Regions from separate parts of the Homo sapiens genome. Here region 2 is linked to region 1. A link is a contact called in ENCODE Hi-C or POLR2A ChIA-PET data. All regions are on one chromosome and are shown on one strand. Each heading gives the region's core, a stretch centred on a gene start or an enhancer-like site at or near the end of the contact. The rest is flanking DNA. Distances are from core to core; before and after follow the strand shown. Region 1 holds the start of USP40 (ubiquitin specific peptidase 40). Region 2 holds the start of UGT1A10 (UDP glucuronosyltransferase family 1 member A10).

Region 1 (5,122 bases), core at 667-3,166:
CTATCATCCTAATGCAGGTGAGATTTCATGGGGATCTGATAGGAGGAGAGGAAGCTATGGAATGAAAGGATTGTCCAGACAATACTTTGACATGCCATTAGTTTGATTCACAGACGAAAGACAAAGATATAAGATTATATAAATATAATCTTATATCTTTATAAATGTGACCACTCATTCATTCATATTTATAAGATTATATAACTATAATCTTATATAAGGTTATATAACTATAATCTTATATAAGGTTATATAACTATAATCTTATATAAGGTTATATAACTATAATCTTATATAAGGTTATATAACTATAATCTTATATAAGGTTATATAACTATAATCTTATATAAGGTTATATAACTATAATCTTATATAAGGTTATATAACTATAATCTTATATAAGGTTATATAACTATAATCTTATATAAGGTTATATAACTATAATCTTATATAAGGTTATATAACTATAATCTTATATAAGGTTATATAACTATAATCTTATATAAGGTTATATAACTATAATCTTATATAAGGTTATATAACTATAATCTTATATAAGGTTATATAACTATAATCTTATATAAGGTTATATAACTATAATCTTATATAAGGTTATATAACTATAATCTTATATAAGGTTATATAACTATAATCTTATATAAGGTTATATAACTATAATCTTATATAAGGTTATATAACTATAATCTTATATAAGGTTATATAACTATAATCTTATATAAGGTTATATAACTATAATCTTATATAAGGTTATATAACTATAATCTTATATAAGGTTATATAACTATAATCTTATATAAGGTTATATAACTATAATCTTATATAAGGTTATATAACTATAATCTTATATAAGGTTATATAACTATAATCTTATATAAGGTTATATAACTAATCTTATATAAGGTTATATAACTATAATCTTATATAAGGTTATATAACTATAATCTTATATAAGGTTATATAACTATAATCTTATATAAGGTTATATAGCTATAATCTTATATAAGGTTATATAGCTATAATCTTATATAAGGTTATATAGCTATAATCTTATATAAGGTTATATAGCTATAATCTTATATAAGGTTATATAGCTATAATCTTATATAAGGTTATATAGCTATAATCTTATATAAGGTTATATAGCTATAATCTTATATAAGGTTATATAGCTATAATCTTATATAAGGTTATATAGCTATAATCTTATATAAGGTTATATAGCTATAATCTTATATAAGGTTATATAGCTATAATCTTATATAAGGTTATATAGCTATAATCTTATATAAGGTTATATAGCTATAATCTTATATAAGGTTATATAGCTATAATCTTATATAAGGTTATATAGCTATAATATAGCTATACTCTTATATAAGATCATATAGCTATACTCTTATATAAGATCATATAGCTATACTCTTATATAAGATCATATAGCTATAATCTTATATAAGATCATATAGCTATAATCTTATATAAGATCATATAGCTATAATCTTATATAAGATCATATAGCTATAATCTTATATAAGATCATATAGCTATAATCTTATATAAGATCATATAGCTATAATCTTATATAAGGATCATATAGCTATAATCTTATATAAGATCATATAGCTATAATCTTATATAAGATCATATAGCTATAATCTTATATAAGATCATATAGCTATAATCTTATAAATGTGAACGAATGAGTGGTCCGCTGGCCGAGTGGACCCGCGAACTCACCAGCGGACTTGTAAGCGAGCTCACCTTGCCCGCTCCCGCTCCCGCTCCAGTTCCCAAACTCTTGGAGCAGAAGAGTTACATTTCCCATAAGGCCCCGTGCGAGGGGCCGGCGCTCCAGCGGGGCATCCTGGGAAGCATAGTCCACGATCCATAAATCACTTTCTGGAGACCCGCCCTCGCCAACATGGCGGCGCCCAGTTGGGGCGGGTTCGTTCGCTTCGCGTTTTGGCCAGGGCGGGGGTCTGGGCTTTAGGCAGTAAGTGCGGCTGGCGCCCGGGGATCCTGGGAGGGACGTGGGAAGCGTAGGGACAGTGTTGGTGGCCCAGTCTGAGGAGGGCGAGGCGAGAGGCTGCCCAGGCCTGCCTGAGGACGCGGCGCTCTCCTGGAGTCGGGGCAGTGGTTTCGGGCCACGGGGACCTCTGCCTTTTTGCGCCCCTGGGCCTGTGGTGGCTTGGAGGGCCTCGGCCGGCCGTAGGAGTTGGGAATTCAGGAATGCAGACAACGAGCTCGAGGCTAGACTCTCGAGTTGTGTTTTTTTAGTTTTCTTCTGAGGAAAAGAAAAATAATTGCATTTCAGCGCTTCCTGTCATTTGGTACCTATGCTAGGCGCTTTACGTTTCTCATCTCCAAGTGACCCTCCGCCACACTCGATGTGAAACCTTGGGGAAGTCACCTAGGCCCCCAGGGCTAACGATGGGATTAGTGGATACATACTGGAAGGCCTTTAGGCTTGATAATTTTAGTGGCAGTCTTCCCCGCCCTCCGCTCCCCTTCCCCCCTCCCTCCCCAGTGAACTGACTTCCGGCCCAACAGCTTCGGGACTGTACTAAAGTGCTCTAAAAAAAGTTAACTTGATCTGTTTAATTTAAATGTCATAATCTGGTATATAGTACTGAAGGGTGTGACAAGCAGAGATTTTAGAGAGTTGATTCTCAGAATTTAGGGTTGGCTTTGCCGTCCCAGCAGTGGATTAGTTGTGGCAACAGGTTTTCTTTTTTAAAAAAATTAGTGATGTGAACGTGCCTTTTTAAAAACAGCTGTTACTTATTGTGGGCCAAACCCTGTACACTAACTGCCCTTCTTTCGTTATGTCATTGGATAGTTTAAATGACCCGAAGAGACAGATGGTATCCTATTTTACACATAAGAAAACAGATTAACATATCCAGGGTCACACAGGTAGTTAGGGTCCTGATAGGGATGAAAAAAATCTAGATCTTGCTGCCTCCAAAACCCAACTACTGTACATAGAAACAGTAGTCCTGTGTTCTAAGAAACAACAGAATCGACTCCCAAGTGTAAGGTAGGGGGATTTGGGGAAAATTTATTTTAAAAATAAAAGCATTTATATGTCACTTTTTTTAAGGGTAGTATTTAGTTTCACAATGTTTGGGGACCTGTTTGAAGAGGAGTATTCCACTGTGTCTAATAATCAGTATGGAAAAGGGAAGAAATTAAAGACTAAAGCTTTGGAGCCACCTGCTCCTAGAGAATTCACCAATTTAAGCGGAATCAGAAATCAGGGTGGAACCTGTTACCTCAATTCCCTTCTTCAGACTCTTCATTTCACACCTGAATTCAGAGGTATGCTATGTTACGTACATTTAACTAGCAATATGTACCATCTTCTTTACATGTAATTAATTATGCAAAATCACAAATAGACCAATTATCTTAAAGATATATTCTACAGTATGTGTTTATTGTTGCACATATAAGATATAAATTGGTAATTCCCTCTGCAGAGAAATGTGAAGCTTAATCTTAAATATATCCTGGGTGATGACAATAATGTTTAGTAAAAAAATAAAGCAATATATTTCTTTTTTAATTCCTGTAATTTAAAGTACAACGTAAAGACAATTGTCATAAGTATCAGTCTTCATTATTGTTACACTGTTTGAGTTTTAAGATTTCTCTAGAATAACAAACACTTAAGCCAGAGTTATCCAACCAATTATATCTACCTTTTGGAGTGGGGAAGGGTGTCATATTATTTATATGGGTGCACAGTTGTTCATACGCATTTCTGAAATCTGGAAAGCTCACACCCTCATCTGATCTCACCTGAGCTTGTTTGGCTTCAGAACCAGACCTGGTGTGAGGCTATTTACAGTTTTTAGTTATCTCATGTGGGTGAATGTTCATACATTCATTACAGGAATATTAATCTGCTTGATTAATGGAAGCTGGCCCAGACCCTGCTGGGAATGTAACATTTTATATATATATAAAAAACACTTTTTTCATATTATCTTTATAAACTCTGGAAATTCTGAATTCCAAAGACCCAGAGATTTTAGGTAAGGGATTGTGTGCAAGAAACAGACCCACCACCCAAATTAGCTAAATTTAAAAGGGGGGTTATTGTAAGAATATAGGGGATCTCAGAAATCAACTGCAGGAAGCCAGCCTGACCTTACTGGACCCTTGATTTCTTGCCCCTGTTTCTCTCTATATATTTCTCCCATACCCCATCTCTGCAAACCAGCTTCCTCCACAAGGGTCCTAGGAGCTGTGTTCCCGTGAGCTCAGTGTGAACATTACTTTGCCTTCACCTGGCCCTGACTGGGGTCCCCAGCACTACATGGCTTTGTAGCTCAGCTCTCCACAGTGTCTCCATATTAGGAGGACAGACAGCCTGACTCATCCTATCTGGTTTGCCATGTTCCTCTTCCCTACTGCCACCACATTTATCAAATCTTTGTGGTTCTTCTGTTGCTTCTAAGCTTAGAAAGACTTGCTGCCTCCAGAGATTTAGTAAATATTTACCGCTGTTACCTTCCTAGGAGCAATTTAATGGGTTGGATTGCATGTGGGATTTAAGTGGTACCTCTTAGCCTTGACTCGATCCCCTCCATAAAAATATCTCCCTGATGCAATCAGTAATTCCACCAGTAAAAATTGCCAGCACTAATAAGTACATTTCTAATAGGGATAACACTTTTCCAGGTTTTAATATAGTTGAAGTTAAAGGACAACTCGAAGTAGAAACGTAGCCTCAAAGGGACTGAGGAAGATGGTGAAGTGTAGGGCGGGTCATGGAGCGTACCATTAGGCAAGAGTAGTACTGAGAGTCCCAGGCCAACTTCCTCTCCAGCAGAGGGGATTGCTGGCCAAGCATATGATTTGACATCTTAGTGCACAATGTGCACTGCTTGTATAGCTTAGCCTGAATCCTGATGGTGACTGACAGGGAGGTATAATTTGGAAAGAATAAGGACTGTCAGAGAACTGGCGGGGGAAATTTTGGAATAGTATTTTAAATAATAGGGCTACATTGGGTTCCATTGTACTCCATTACAATGTAGCTGAGAGTACTGGGAGATTATTATAAAAGTTTTTGTATGGTTTTATGCTTTAA
Region 2 (5,122 bases), core at 1,891-4,390, 70 kb before region 1:
ACATACTCTATCATCAAGTAATGCTTCCTTCTCATCAGACAGATGAGACTCAGACTCTGAATCCTGTTTCCCAGCAAGATGTAACCAACTGCATGCTTTTCCCAGACACATCCTGGCATCTGAAACAAGGAAAGAGCAATATGCAGTGTTCATCGTTCTTTTGATGACAATTTACTTTTACTTTTGTGGTTGGGCCATATCCAAGGCTCTTTGACAGAAAGCCCTCTTTGAGATCGAATTCCTCTGTGAGAATTCTGCTGCCTTTACAGGTATAATCATAAAAATATACATTAATATACATAACCCTCTGCAAACTATAAAAACTTTCATACATGTGTATATTCTTTAATAGATATAGAAACACATTTATTTCATATCTCATAAAAGATATTTACAATCAAAATAAATGAAACCATATATAGTTTAATGTTTCATTTTTTATAGATATCCCTCTATCACAGGTGATATAAAATCATATATAGGTTTTTATATCTTTAAAGGCCTCTAGGTGACCCTGTGAGCCACAATAAACTCAGCGTGGGTTCAGGAAGTGGCAGATCCTCAACTCGGCCGAAGGCTGTGGGGTGTAGGCAACACATGGGTGGTGCTTGGTACTGTAATTAATGGAGGATAACGAGGAGAAAAGTGCTTTGATAAGTCCAACCTCTTAGAGTCCTGCAACTTGCATCTCCTCGCCTGGTCTTGCCATGAGCTGAAAGTCATGCCTAATTTTGAAAGGCCTACAACTGTAGTCTTCCTGCTTTTTAGAAAGAGCATTATTTCACTTTCCTATGAGATGGCTGAACGGTCACTCTTTCACCAACCATCTGCCAATGACAGATATAACTGTGTTACAAAGTCTACTGAATCTTGTAAGAAACCAGAACAATACATAAAAATGTGTACTCCACCCCTAATAAAATAATATAATGAGATGAGACACCAGGTGTTTCATCTGGATTTAGCAACTATGCGTTTGCCAAGAATCTTATTCTGGTATTTTTCAAGGATTTTTCAGTCACAAGCAACCGAATCCCTATTTAAACTGGCTACTCTAACAATATTACTCAATAATATTTTGGAAGTATATGCTCCAGCAAAGCAAAAGAAGCAGTACAAATATCAGACAAGGGAATTACTTGCAGATGGTATTGTATATTGTACATCTAATGCATACTACAAAATAATAAGAAAAGTTAGTGATGTGGCTGGATACAAGATACATATGCAAAAACCAAAATTTTAATTACCAGTAATCAGTTAAATGTAGAAATGGAAACATTGCCCTGTACAAAATAGTTTCTAAAGTAATAAAATGCCAAGGAATAAATGTTAAAAACAAACATAAAATGCTTATATAGTGAAAATTTTTATTTATGTATATAAAACAAGATCTGAATAAATAGTGAGACATATATGTTCCTGAACAGGAAGACTTAATAGCAAAAAGATGCCAGTCTTCTCAATTCAGGAAAACCCTGTAACCCTACGTGTAGGACTCTAGTCTACTAAGATAAAAGCAAGAATATAGAAATATATTCACGCAAGGAAAGTATTGAAGAGTGTTTACACAGCCTTATTCACAAAAGGAAAGAGTGGAAAATGGCTATATATATATCAATATTAATTGGTTAAAAAACTACATTGTATCCAAAGTAAAGAATTTTATGCAATTATTAAAAGAACTTGTCAAATCTGTCTGTATTGCTCTATAAAGGTACCCATAATTTATTGGCAAGTGAAAAATGCAAGATAAAGAAGAATATGTTCAGCCCAATACTAGATTTTATTTTTACTAAATAGGTATGGGAACTTACATGAGATATTGCATATGCCTAAAATACTTTTTTTCAATGAAAAGAATGTACACAAAACTTAAGAGCATTTCAACTACGGGGTCACATAGAATTAACAAAAAACGGAAGTTTCATTTCTTGCTGTGGTTTTTGGTACTTTTCTAAACATCGTATTTTAAAATGTAGCCTGAATATGATCTATAATTTTTAAATTATTACATATACTTTCAAGAAGGGCAGTTTTATAAAATTTGATAATTGATGAGTACATGAATTCGCACAAAATAATTTGTTAAACTGGAAAGAAATTTGAAATGCAACAAACGAAAATGTCAAATCACAGTTCAGTAAGGAATCCTTTTTTAATTTCCAAAGCCAGATTATTCTTAATGTGCTAAAGGAGAGGTGACTTACCATAGGCAATGGCTTTCCCTGATGACAGTTGATACCACCAATGAAGATCATGTTGGGCATCACGGGTTTGGGATAGTCCAAAACAAAGTCCGTTCGCAACAACCAAATTGATGTGTGACTGTAGAGATCATATGCCGTGACAGGGGTTTGGAGAATTTCAGAGGCTATTTCTAGGGCATTTCTAAAAAGATACTGGCAAAATAAATGGTCCTCCAAGTGCACGATGTGGTTCCATACTCTCTCCTTGAAAGTCATGGCATCTGAGAACCCTAAGAGATCATTGGGGACATAGGAAAGAGGAGCAGGGCACTGTGCACCTTCTTCAAGATGGTGGCAAAATATTCCCCTGGTGAAGACCACAGAGGGGAGGGAGAAATATTTAGCAACAATTAAGCCACAGGTATCAAAAGGATCCAGAAACACTGCATCAAAAGAACTCTCCTTTAAGTATTCTACTAATTTTCGGTCATTAAACAAACTCCTGCAATGCGAAAAAAATAAGTCAAGAAAACCACTGGATGAACTCATTAATAGAGAAAATATACTTTGTGCCTGTGCTTTCCATTGAGCATGGGCGAAAACCATGAATTCCCGGTTCTGATCTTCCAGAGTGTACGAGGTTGAGTAAGTCTTCACTGTGCAATTCAGTGATCTTTCCAGTTGCCAACTCACCTCTGGCATGACTACAACCACCTCATGCCCCCTGAGGATAAGTTTCTCCACCACCGACTGCATGGTGAACCAGTGACTCCCATCCATGGGCACTACCAGCAGCTTCCCTGCCTCGGCAAAGCCACAGGTCAGCAGTAGACACACACATAAAGGAACGGGGCTGGTCCACCCTGCGCGAGCCATGAGAGAACTGCAGCCCGAGCCAGCAGCTGGGATTCTAAGCTGCTATGATACAGTAGGCGGAAGAAGTACAGGCACAAAACCTGACCCCAATAGAGGGCGTGTATTTATCCTTTCATAAAAAAAAAAAAATCACACTCACTGCCAATGATTTACTCATAAGAACGATAACACACGAGTATCATTTGCTGAGATACCTACTTGTATGATTTCCAGACAAGAGTAGATTATGGTCTTCGCCTTGGAGGGAGAGCACGCTGCAAGTGAGTTTAGAAACAGAATTATTCAGCAATGCTTTTGGACCTTGAAGATTCGGAAAGATAAAGTGAAAGTAAATTTGAATAATGCTAATATTTTTGGAATTTATCCCAAAGCAAAATTTAGATTTTGACTTTAGCCAACCAAATACTCTCTGTCCAGAAAGAAATTGGCATCTCATGTTCCAGGGAAAGACAGCAAGGCTCTTAGCACTGACCTCCCAACTGGCAAGAAACTGGGGCTCACCTGCATCTCTGCAATGCATAATCATTGCTGGTTGTCTTCTTCCATATCCAAACCCTGAGAGGCCTCTGAAATGCCAAAATGAGATTGACAACCCTGCCTCCATGGACCATACCAGGGACTTGATGGAAAGTGACCATCACCTATTTTAATGACTTTCCTCAGATACGTTGCATGCAGTGGGGAGTTGCTGGCCCAGTCCTTGTGCGAACACTCTGCTGGGCTGCCTCTCTGTGACTGCTCTACTTCTATATTCTAAACACACCATCACTCCAGTGACCTCTTTCAGGAAAATATGTACTTGTCTCCCTCAGTCTGCTGAGGACTCCTGGAAGTCAGAGGTGATGCCATCTCTGTGTTTTTACCCTTCTTTCACAGTAGCCATGCTTTGCCTTTGACGTAGTTTGTATGTTTGTCCCCTCCATATATCATGGTCAAATATAATCCCCAGTGTTGGAGATGAAGCATGGTGGGAGGTGTTTGGGTCATGGGCATGGATCCCTCATGAATGGCTTGGCACTGCCCTCCCAATTGTGAGTGATTTCTCATGAGATTTGATTGTTTAAAAGTATACGACAGTACATGTATCCCAGATCTCTTAAAGTATAATTTTTTAAAAAATGCCAAAAACCCTCTTCAGGATATTATTCAGGAGAACTTCCCCAGCCTAGCAAGACAGGCCAACATTCAAATTCAGGAAACACAGAGAACACCATAAAGATACTCCTCGAGAAAAGCAACTCCAAGACACATAATCATCAGATTCACCAACGTTGAAATGAAGGAAAAATGTTAAGGGCAGCCAGAGAGAAAGGTCCTGTTACACACGAAAAGAAGTTCATCAGACTAACAGCAGACCTCTCTTTAGAGACCCAACAAACCAGAAGACAGTGGGGACCAAAACTCAACATTCCTAAAGGAAAGAATTTTCAATCCAGAATTTCATATCCAGCCAAACTAAGCTTCATAAGTGAAAGAGAAATAAAATCCTTTACAGACAAGCAAATGCTGAGAGATTTTGTCACCACCAGGCCTGCCTTACAAGAGCTCCTGAAGGAAGCACTAAATATGGAAAGAAAAAACCGGTACCAGCCACTGCACAAACATACCCAATTGTCAGGACAATTGACACTATAAAGAAACTGCATCAACTAGTAGGCAAAATAAACAGCTAGCATCATAATGACAGGATCAAGTTCACACATAACAATATTAATCTTAAATGTAAATGGGCTAAATGCCCCAATTAAAAGACACAGACTGGCAAATTGGATAAACAGTCAAGACCCATCAGTGTGCTGCATTCAGAAGACCCATTTCACGTGTAAAGACATATAGGCTCAAAATAAAGGGATAGAGGAATATTTACCAAGCATATGGAAAGCAAAAAAAATCAGGGGTTGCAATCTAGTCTCTGATAAAAACAGACTTTAAATCAACAGAGATCAAAAAAGACAAAGAAGGGCATTATATAATGGTAAAGGGATCAATGTAACAAGAAGAGCTAACCATCCTAAATATATATGCGCCCAATACAGGAGCACCCATAAAGCAAGTTC

Evidence for each region. Hi-C counts contacts between places; a loop is a spot of excess contacts on that map. ChIA-PET counts read pairs that join two places held with the same protein, here RNA polymerase II (POLR2A). Pooled maps may share reads with other maps.
Region 2: a loop to region 1 is called in a map of Calu3, with 9 times the contacts of the local background. The contact joins the promoter of UGT1A10 here to the promoter of USP40 in region 1. A Hi-C loop is called at or near these places in 1 of 168 maps with a recorded cell type or tissue (Calu3) and 1 of 50 pooled maps. POLR2A ChIA-PET finds 5 or more read pairs at or near these places in 3 of 52 experiments (BJ, HEK293T and Panc1).

Annotation. Positions count from the first base shown.
Region 1 is chr2:233,563,576-233,568,697 of GRCh38, reverse strand. It overlaps USP40 (ubiquitin specific peptidase 40), which reads left to right and starts at 1,916. Exons shown (of 32, transcript NM_001365479.2): 1 at 1,916-2,014; 2 at 3,125-3,342. The coding sequence starts at 3,144.
Region 2 is chr2:233,634,466-233,639,587 of GRCh38, reverse strand. UGT1A10 (UDP glucuronosyltransferase family 1 member A10) reads right to left here and starts at 3,140. Exons shown (of 5, transcript NM_019075.4): 1 at 2,211-3,140. The coding sequence starts at 3,065. The region is part of intron 1 of UGT1A8 (UDP glucuronosyltransferase family 1 member A8); the gene reads right to left. It also overlaps UGT1A.